Regions from separate parts of the Mus musculus genome. Here region 2 is linked to region 1. A link is a contact called in ENCODE Hi-C or POLR2A ChIA-PET data. All regions are on one chromosome and are shown on one strand. The core of a region is the stretch at or near the end of the contact, and the rest is flanking DNA. Distances in the headings are between cores, read along the strand shown. Region 1 holds the start of Diablo (diablo, IAP-binding mitochondrial protein). Region 2 holds the start of Vps33a (VPS33A CORVET/HOPS core subunit).

Region 1 (5,043 bases), core at 563-3,062:
CTGCATACCACACAAAATACACCTTCTAGGCTTGCCAGGAACCCCTTCTGCTGAAGGCCTCTCCCTCACCCAGGCCACTCAGTCAGCTTTCTCCAAGCTGTCTCACACCACTGCACCATATTTTTCTTCACATTACATCACCAGCTGACTTTGTTTCTTTTCTGACACAGGTCTTCTCTGTGTAATGGCCCTGGCTGTCCTAGAACTCACTCTGTAGACCAGGCTGGCCTTGAACTCATAAAGAACTGTCTGCCTCTGCCTCCCAAGTGCTGGAATTAAAAGTGTGTACTACCACCTCCTGGACTTTTGGTGCTTTTTAAAAAAAAGGCCAGGAGGTGGTAGTTCATACTTTTAATTTATATGAATGGTGTTTTATATGCATGCCTCCAAGTGTGTCTGTGTGAGAGTGTCAGATTCTCTGGAACTGGAGTTACAACAAGGTGAGAGCTGCCTGATGGCTGCTGGGAAACACATGGCTATTCCTCCCGTTTCTGCCTACCCTCCCCACTTCAGTTCTTTTACAATGCATTTTTAACCTCAGGACCCTCAAAGGTTAAGCAGCACATGTGCAAAATTTAGCCCCTTCGATTTTGGTACAAGAATAACGGTCTACTTCCCAGTTCAACTGATGCTCAGTTTCAGGGGTGGTGGAGTGGGGGCAGAATCTGTTAAGAACACTGTTTCTATAACATGAGAAAATGGGAAACGTGCTCCACTCGGAAGATGCGGGTTTAGTACAGTACATGGCATCATGGAAGGGGGTACCTATGAAAGTGTGGCAGCTTGTCCAATGCTCAGGAGTTCACTAAGACTTGGAAATAGTCTCTGGGGCAAGTCAGGGTCCGGGCGTTCTTTCCCTGGCCCCTTTACCCTATATATAATAGTCACATGACAGTCCCTTACCTGAGCAATAGGAACCGCACACAGTGTCATGCCAAATCCAGTCAACACAGTTTTGTGCCATGGTTTTATCAATTCTGAGAAACAGCGTTTCTTAGAGTTAGCCAAGACAGGAAAACGCTGTCTGTACCTGGAAACATAAGTCAAAATTTAAAAAGCCCAAAATCAATCTGTAAAAGGCTCTGTGGTCTGCAGGAGTTTTGGACCAAGCAGTAAATGAGACTAAATGAGGAAGTGCCCGCAATCTTCTAAGAAAATAAACCACAGGACGGCCAGTTAAGTCTCGGCACTCGGGAGTCAGGGGCATGCGATCTGAGTTCCACGAGCGACAGGTCAATGCGCGTGGAAGCGTCCCGCCAGGCGGAGAAGTTTCAAAGTCGCCGCAGCCGATTAGCAACTTGACGCCAACGTAAAACTCTCCGGAGTGCGCAGGATTCAGCTTTAGACCCCGGGACCTGGGTTCCAGGTGTCGCCAATGGTCGCCTCCAGCAAATCCCGGGAGCGAGCCGCTGTCGCCGGTGGCCGAGTTTACGGGGACCCGTGCTCTCTCTAACAATGCGCTGCCAGCCAACGCCGTGGCCCGGCTGTCCCTCAGTGTCCCTGGGGACCCCCCAAAGCCAGCCCCCGGGATGCGTGGGAGGAGAACCACTTTCAGGCGCCCGTCCCTGATGGAGGACGAGGGACGAAGGCGGGGGCCCGCCTCTAACTTCAGAAGAAGGCGGGACGCGGCAGCACCACGGCCCGGGGCCGACGCACTGGCCGGCACGGCGCTCCCGGTTCCTCTCCGCCGCCGCCCGCCCTCTGCTACCGCGGCCGTACCTGAACAGAGAGCAGACGCTCCGAGTCACCCAACTTCTCAGAGCCGCCATCCCGCGGCGGACCGACGCCGGACGCACGCGCCGGAAGTGACGCAGCATAGCAAGCAGAAGCGCAAGCGAGGCGGGGCCCAAGGAGCCCGGAGCTTCATGGTCACGCCCCCAGAGGAGGACGCGGTTGCGATTGGACAAACGGAGTGGGCGGGGCCGGGACACCAGGAAACCGCTCTAACGGTCGCACCTGGCTTCCAACCGCTCCGACTTCGTCGCCGGTCCCCGCAGGCTCCAGTGCACGGGTGCTGAAGCCGGGTCGCGCGCCGTGACGCGGGCAGCGGGCTGGGGGGCGAGGCGAGGCGGGGCCGCTCCTGGAAAGGGAGACTGTGTGGCCAGGGAGGGGAAGCTCGGAGCCACGGCGAGGCGCGGTGGGGCGGGGCGGAGCAGGGCGGGGCCGGGGCGCTGTCACTTCAGCACCAAGAAGTAGGTGGTCCAGCCGGCCAGCAGGAGCGCCCCGATGAGCACAGTGTAGCTGAGGAGCACGAAGGCGAGCAGCTCCCGCAGCAACTGCAGCACGTGGATGGTGGACGAGGTCTGCATCGCCCTGCAGAGACCGGGAGCCTGAGCACGCACAGGCTGCACGCAATGAACAGTACTCTTCCAAGGCCAAGGAAGCCCAAAGTGCTATTCTCCCCTACACTGAAAGTCTAAAGCAGTAGTTGCCCCCCACTCTCACTGGCACTTGAACTCAGACAAGGGAAGGAGCCTGGTCTTTTCCAGTCCTGACTCTGTATTAGGCTCCAACCGCCCTCTCTTCCCACCATCTCTTGCATTTTTAATGGAGCTGGTGCCGCTAATGGGCTAGTGGAAGACAGTTTTATTTTCCCTTCACTCAAGCCGCAGCCCTGTCTATGGCCCTGTCTCATAGTGGAGGGGAAGCAGCAGGACATTGCTCATTCCCTCCGTCATTCCCCTGGCCTTGTCGATGATAGATTTTAAGGATTTTTTCTTGTGTGTGCCCCCAGTATGCTTGCCTAATAGCCAGTCAGGATTAAAATTGAAGGGTGTCAAGTGATGGGTACTAACTCGATTTCACTCATATCTTTCTTGATATGCTTTATGCATCTGCCCTTAGCTAATTTCACCTCAGATGCTAAGAGTCACAAGCTAGCTCAAATTCATTGCTGCCTTGCCTAGCAGTTACCATCAATGGCAGCCTCTAGTTTCCCACTCTTCCCAATTTACTTACTTGGCAAAGTTTCCACGACTCTTCCACCTCCACAGCTTCCACAGCCGCTCTCAGGTATGGTGAAAGTAGACTTGTACGCACTCCAGAGATCTGGGCAGAGCTGAGAGGTCTTCAGGCAGCTGGAGCACTCAACAACTAGGTGTGGTCTAGCGACCAATTACAATCTCTGTGTGGTTTCTGAGCTCCCAGGGAGCTGCGCACAGGCAATGCCAGACCAGGCGGGGCATTAACAGCCCTGCCCGCCCTCTGCCTGCATTACCTCCACAGCCTACAGGATGAGGCATCAGCAGTTTCCAGGACTTCTGACTCAAATGGGCTGAACAAGTGGTACACTAGGGGGTATTTCAAGCCCCTTCTTGTCTTGCTTGTCTAAATACTACAGACAGGCTGTACTTCCAATACTGCTAATACTGAGAGCAGCCCAGTTAAGTCTGGGATCTGGCAGAACCACTACACATTCACCAAGACTATCTTAGTAATGGAAAAGCTGCTGTTTTAAGAACGACAAGTGTGAACATGAATATGTGTGTGTGTGAGAACCATAGATGATAGCCCCAGAGCACGTGATCCTAATTTACAAAGTTTAGCAGTTTGCAAACTCAGTGCCCAGGCACTTTCCCAGTATAGCCACTTCTAAATTCAACGACAAAGGTGAGGCCCAGAAGGAGCCAGCTGGGAAAGCACAGAACATGTTCCCGTTCTGATGGAACAAAGGAAAAGTGACCAGGAATAGACAGCGCATCCTTCTGCTTGTACTCGATTATAAAGACTATTATTGACCTCTGAGAAGCAGGCAGTGTGGATGGCAACCCTTTTATAACATCATCATCCAGAAGCAAATGGCTGCTTAATGTAATCAGGATCTCTTATTATCAAATTATTGCCTGGGCGAAGTCTGGGCAAAAACGGGGGCAGGACATCTACACACAGCTCAAGAAGCCAGGGAGTAGTAATTGCTCCCCCAGAGGCCTGGGCAACTAAAGGGCTCCATGTCCTGCCTCATCACCAGAAGGACAGGATGCCTGCCGGGATGTATACTACCACCCAATAACCAGAGTGACAGATGAAAGGGCCAAGTTGTTCAAAACAGGCCTCTCTTCCCTCCTCGCTCACACTTCAAATGGATCGATCCCTCAAGGCAGTTCTGTGTCTTATATTTAATAGCAATCTGCAAACCTGCAAGCTGGGGTATTTTATAGCAATAGATTAACTGAAGCTAAGAAACAGGACATGGGAGCCGACAAGGTGGCTCAGTAGGTAAAGGAGCCTGCTTTCAAGCTTGATGACCTGGATTCAGTCCTCAGGACTCAAATGGTGGAAGGAGAGAACCAACTCTTTGAAAGCTGTCCTCTAGTTTCTACAAGTGTAAATGTGTGTATGTATGTATGTATGTATGTATGTATGTATGTATATATATATGTATATATATGCATGCATGTATATATAAACATACTATACATACACACACACTACATAAATAATAAAGAACTACAACATGGCATAAAATTCACTGTAATCCATCTATAAATGATGAGAATTTTTCCATACTGCCCTTTGCTTCCACAGTCTGGCAAGGTGTCCTCTATGCATCAGATCTGAAAGTACCACTTACAACCTAGAGACAACACTGTGTCTGTATTCCCCTCTTTCCTTTGCTTCAGATACTTAGTTCATTTTGCTGTTTCAAATTTCCTGTGCATTAAAGAAAGGTTCAGCATCTTTGGCCATCAGGGAAATGCAAATTGAAATGAGTCCATCTTACACCTTTTAGAATGGCTATGATCAAAAACATAAGTGACAGCTCCTGCTGGCGAGGATGAGGAGCAAGGGAGCACTCCTCCACTGCTGGTGGGAGCGCAAACCTGGAAGGCACTTAGGAAGTCAATACGGTTTCTCAAAAAATTGGAAATCAATCTACCACAAGACCCAACTATACCATTCCTGGGCAAATACCCAAAGGACACTCCATCCTATCAAAGGGACACTTGCTCAACTATGTTCATAGCAGCTTTATTTATAACAGCCAGGAATTGGAAACAGCCCGGATGCCCCTCAACCAAAGGATGGATAAAGAAAGTGTGGTAC
Region 2 (4,751 bases), core at 1,820-4,319, 49 kb after region 1:
ACCCAACAAAAAAAGCCAGACACTCATACCCAAATTGTTAACAAAACTGATTCCAGAAATCACATCACATGACAAACAGATACACACACACACACACACACACACACACACACACACACACACACACACACACAAAACCAGATCTTATAACAGCACACCTGTGTTTTTGAAAACAAGTGCCTCTTTTACCAAACCAGTTTAACACAACGGTCTTGTATTAAAATGAGAACTCCTGTTCCCTAGTCTCCTTGTTTGTGAACTTCCAAGACCAGCTACAAACAGTTGAGGTTTTCAGGGGCCCCATCAATCAACTGTACCAGAGGGCTTCCTTTATAGAGTGAATTTCACATTCACTTACTTGATTCCACAGTTCTTACTTGTTTGCTTATGAAATTCAAGCCCACTACAGCAGTTTGAAAACAGTAGCCCCAGGAGGTTTCTGTGTGGTGTTTTTAAAGGCAGGGTTCTCTCTGCTGACACAGGTTGGAAGTTTTAGCCATCCTCAGAAAGTGAAGTTATTTCCCTCAAGCTACTCAGAGCACGGCCACGTGTCTTCCATCCTACTCCTAACATTTTGCCTTGTCTGGTCCCACTCTTCCAAATGATGGCCGTCCAACACTCTGACAAGAGGGTGAATGAAGGTACTCGGAACATTAAAGTCTTTATAAAGACACTTGGACAGGAAGAGTTCAGCAGGGGAAGGCGCCTACGCCAAACCTAATGACCCGCGTTCAATCCCTGGGACATCCTTGGGAGGACAGAACTCATTCTTACCAGTCGTCTTCTGACCTCCACACAGGCACCTACCATCCTCCAAAGTAAATAGAAAAACAAACAAACAAATGTAAAACAAACAAACAAAAAACTTTTAAAGCCCAACGTCTTTTAAACCACAAAACTCCGAGGTACCTGAGTACATTCTCAGCAATTATGTCCATCAGCTCTAGCCTGGGTCTGACCAAAAAAATGATGTTCTTGACATCAGCTGCGGGCAGACGACTTCCTTTAAGTGTGAACATTTTTTCCACTTCATGTTCCTAGGAAAGCAAGCACACACAGAAGACCAGTAAGAACCCTGGACTCTGTCCTTCTCAGATCGGTAAGTAATTCAGAGTCCCAACCAACCAAACACATGAAGGACCAAGCTGAAAGATAAAGCCGTTGTTTCTGCATCCGCAGGCCAACCATTCTGACACAGCATACCGGCCAAGGCTCTGCGGCACAGTCACACAAAACAGTGCTTGTGCGCAAAATGGTTGTTTCTGTACCGTCCGTCCGTCCCGTCCCGTCCCCCGTCCCCCCCCACCCGTGGGATGCTGGACATCAATTTCGGCATGTTGTGCATACCAGGCAAGCACACTACCACTGAGCGGCACCCTCTAGGCTGAATGTTAATCATGTATTAATACCAGTGTTTGTTCAGCTCAGATAGCTTTGCAAGTGATTATTCAGGAAGATATGTTAGAATCCCATTACCCGCACTAGGCTAGATTAATTATTAATTCTTGGATAAATCGCATATGCATATTACCTTTAGTAGTGAGTACTGTGCGATCAGTCCAAATGGTCCTGTTAAGTACTCATCCCACACTATTGCCTGTAAGAGGGGAGAAGCACTCAGAAATTCCACCACCAGCAACAGAAAAGGCAGTTATAACCAGTAAGAATATAATTTTATAAGGTTTAATATTTTCCCTGCCCCACCCCCACTTTAATTATGTCTAGTTGTATGTGTCTGTGCCTGGGTATGTGCAGGTGGGTGCGGTTCCCCTCAGAGGCCAGATCCATCAAATTTCCAAGGATCTGGGGTTACAAGTGGTTGTCTGTAGGTGCCAGCAACTGATCTGGGCTCCTCTGGAAGAGCTACACTCCCTCTTCACCTCTAAGCCACCTTTCCAGAATATTCTTCTAAAAGTTAGAGTTAGGATTTTTAAAGGCTCTGGTCACATTATAGCCTAAGGGTCGAAAAGAACCTTCCACAAAGGGGGAAATTTCATGATACTGGCATCAAAGATCCCTGCTTCCTCCAGGAGAAACACTTTGTAAACCTGGTCCACACAATCTATTATATCTGATTTCGACATCATTTTCAGTTTAATACTGCCCCCTGTGATTTAATAATCTGCCTTTTTGACTCAATGACTTAGTTGGAGCTATGTTTACAAAACTGATTCTTTTTGGGTGGGTGGGGGTAGGGAGTGTTCTTGGTTTTTTCAAGACAGGGTTTCTCTGTGTAGCCCTGGCTGTCCTGGAACTCACTCTGTAGACCAGGCTGGCCTCGAACTCAGAGATCCGTCTGCCTCTGCTTCCCAAGTGCTGGGGCTAAAGGCGTGCGCCACCACTGCCGGGCCCAAAACTGATTCTTTGAGCATCTGTTTTGTTTTTTTCTTCAGATTAGAACTTCCCATTCCCTGTAGAGGGATGGGGTATGATTAATAAATCTCAGAATAGAGGGAAAAAATGCTTAAAAGAAAACCTCACAGCATGGCTCATGCCTGTAGTGCCAGAGGCGAGAGAAAGGAGGAGTGCCGGCAGGAACAGTCTATATAGCCAGGAATAGGCTCAAAAATAAAATGGAGAGCCGATCCCAGCACTCAGAGGCAGTGACAGGTGGATCTCAGTGAGTTCGAGGGCTACACAGCGTTACCCTGTCTCAAACACTGAGAGGAAAACAGGAAGAAAGGAAATTCTATGAAGTCCCCGATCTAGACAAAAAACGATCCATGTTGAAGTTACGAAGTGACAGCTTGTCTTTCACAAGCTGTGTGCCGAGGGCTGTGGGCGTGCGTGCTTCCAGGCTGGAAAGGACAACTGTCTCGCAGGTCGGGGAGCTCCCGGCCAGGGGCTGTCACTGAGCGGGCGACCTGATCGCCCCCACGGCCTCGCACAGTCCCGCCCGGCCAAGCTTGGTGGCGCCGGGGCCCTGTCCCTCACCTTGCTCCCAGCGCACTTGTCCAGGAACTCGCGCAGCTCCCGACGCACCGCCTCGCGCAGCACGTTCAGGTTCACTCGCCCGTACGACAGGTGCGCCGCCATCTTGCCCGGGCACCCGCATTTCCCCAGACGCCGCCTGCGTCACGTGACGGGACGTTCACGTGATCCGAGTCGCTGAGGCACATTGAACGCGAAAGGCGGAGTCCTGCTGACAGTGATGCTCCTTCAAGGTCCTAGTGCGCATGCGAGGAGGAGTCCCCTCCCCGCCCCTTTCTAAAGTATTTCCCTACCATGCCTAAGAATGGTGAGCAGTGAAAATTGACTTTGTTTGTTTGTTTTCGAGACAGGGTTTCTCTGTGTAGCCCTGGCTGTCCTGGAACTCACTCTGTAGAACAGGCTGGCCTCGAACTCAGAAATCCGCCTGCCTCTGCCTCCTAAGTGCTGGGATTAAAGACGTGAGCCACCATCCCCAGGTCTTAAGGATGGAATTTAGATGTTATTTGTCGCGTTTAAAAGCACCATCCTTGTGTCTTCACAGCTAGAATACTGGTGTAAAATGGCGATCGAGGCCAAACTACAAAATGCACCTTACTACACCCAGTAAGTGGTTCAATCGCAGAGCAAGCTTATCTCTCCAAGTTCAAGGCCAGCCTGGTAAACATAGCGAGCTCCAGGACAACCAGGGCTACACAGTGAGACCTGTCTCCACATAAACAAACAATAAATGGACTGGAGAGATGGTTCACCAGTTAAGAGCACCTGCTGCTCTCCCATAGACCAGGTTCCCAGGATCCACAGTATAGCTCGTGACCATCTGTAACTCCGGTTCCAGGGTGTTGTGTTTTATAAAACAAGAAAAGGAAGCCAGGGATATGCTTGATAGAGTGAGGTATGGTGAGGTGGAAGGTGGTGCCTCTGCGAGCTTATGCTGAGACATCCCTTCCCCATGAGGTAACAGCCATATGACGGATATAGTATGGAATAGAGTTTATTTAGGGCATGGGGAGATGGGGAGGGGAGTTGAGGAAGGAGGTGGGGAGGGGAGAGGAGGGAAAGGGGAAGGGAAAGAGAGAGGGGGAGAGGGAGAAAATAGAGGCGTAGAGGCCGGCCAGGAACACGTGGAGACAGACAGGAAAGGGGAAAGGAGAGAGAAGGGAGAGGGAAGAGAGAAGGTAAGAGAGTGGGGGGGGGGGGGCCGCAAGCAGCCTCTTTTATATTGAGTCAGGCACACATGGCTGTTGCCAGGTAACTGCGCAGCAGAGCCTGGAAGAAATGCTAACACGGGATCTAGTGCCCCTTTCTCACCTAGGAGAGCAAGGCACACAGCACTGATAGATACTTTCAGGCAAACACAGTTTAAAAAATAAGAGAGAGAGATGGCTTAGTGGGAACACGCTGTTCTTCCAGAGAACCAGAGTTGGGGTTCCAGCTCAAAACTGCCTGTAACTCCAGCATTCCAGTTCCACATCCTCTATGCCCACTTCTGATCTCCATGGACTCACGGCAAGTTAATGATACTGAAGTTGAGAATAATAATCTGTTGCAAGGTATTATTCTTATTTATATTTTATGTAAATGAATATACTATCACTCTTCAGACACACCAGAAGTGGGCATCAGATCCCATTACGGATTGTTGTGAGCCACTGTGTGGTTGATGGGAATTGAACTCAGGATCTCTGGAAGAGCAGTCAGTGTTCTTAACCACTGAGCCATCTCTCCAGCCCCCACAAGATATTATTTACAATGTTTTTTTTTTTAAGCATCTGTGTGGGGAGACAGTCATTTAGTAGATATTCAAAGGCAAACACTAACAC

Evidence for each region. Hi-C counts contacts between places; a loop is a spot of excess contacts on that map. ChIA-PET counts read pairs that join two places held with the same protein, here RNA polymerase II (POLR2A).
Region 2: a loop to region 1 is called in a map of T-helper 2 cell, with 2.4 times the contacts of the local background. The contact joins the promoter of Vps33a here to the promoter of Diablo in region 1. A Hi-C loop is called at or near these places in 7 of 37 maps with a recorded cell type or tissue (CH12.LX, ES-E14, T-helper 17 cell and 4 more). POLR2A ChIA-PET finds 5 or more read pairs at or near these places in 3 of 5 experiments (Patski and embryonic stem cell).

What each region holds. Positions count from the first base shown.
Region 1 is chr5:123,522,352-123,527,394 of GRCm38, forward strand. It overlaps Diablo (diablo, IAP-binding mitochondrial protein), which reads right to left and starts at 1,813. Exons shown (of 6, transcript NM_023232.3): 1 at 1,720-1,813; 2 at 904-1,030. The coding sequence starts at 1,769. Mir7647 (microRNA 7647) reads right to left here and starts at 344; the gene lies at 286-344.
Region 2 is chr5:123,569,946-123,574,696 of GRCm38, forward strand. It overlaps Vps33a (VPS33A CORVET/HOPS core subunit), which reads right to left and starts at 3,070. Exons shown (of 13, transcript NM_029929.3): 1 at 2,935-3,070; 2 at 1,532-1,597; 3 at 910-1,037. The coding sequence starts at 3,036.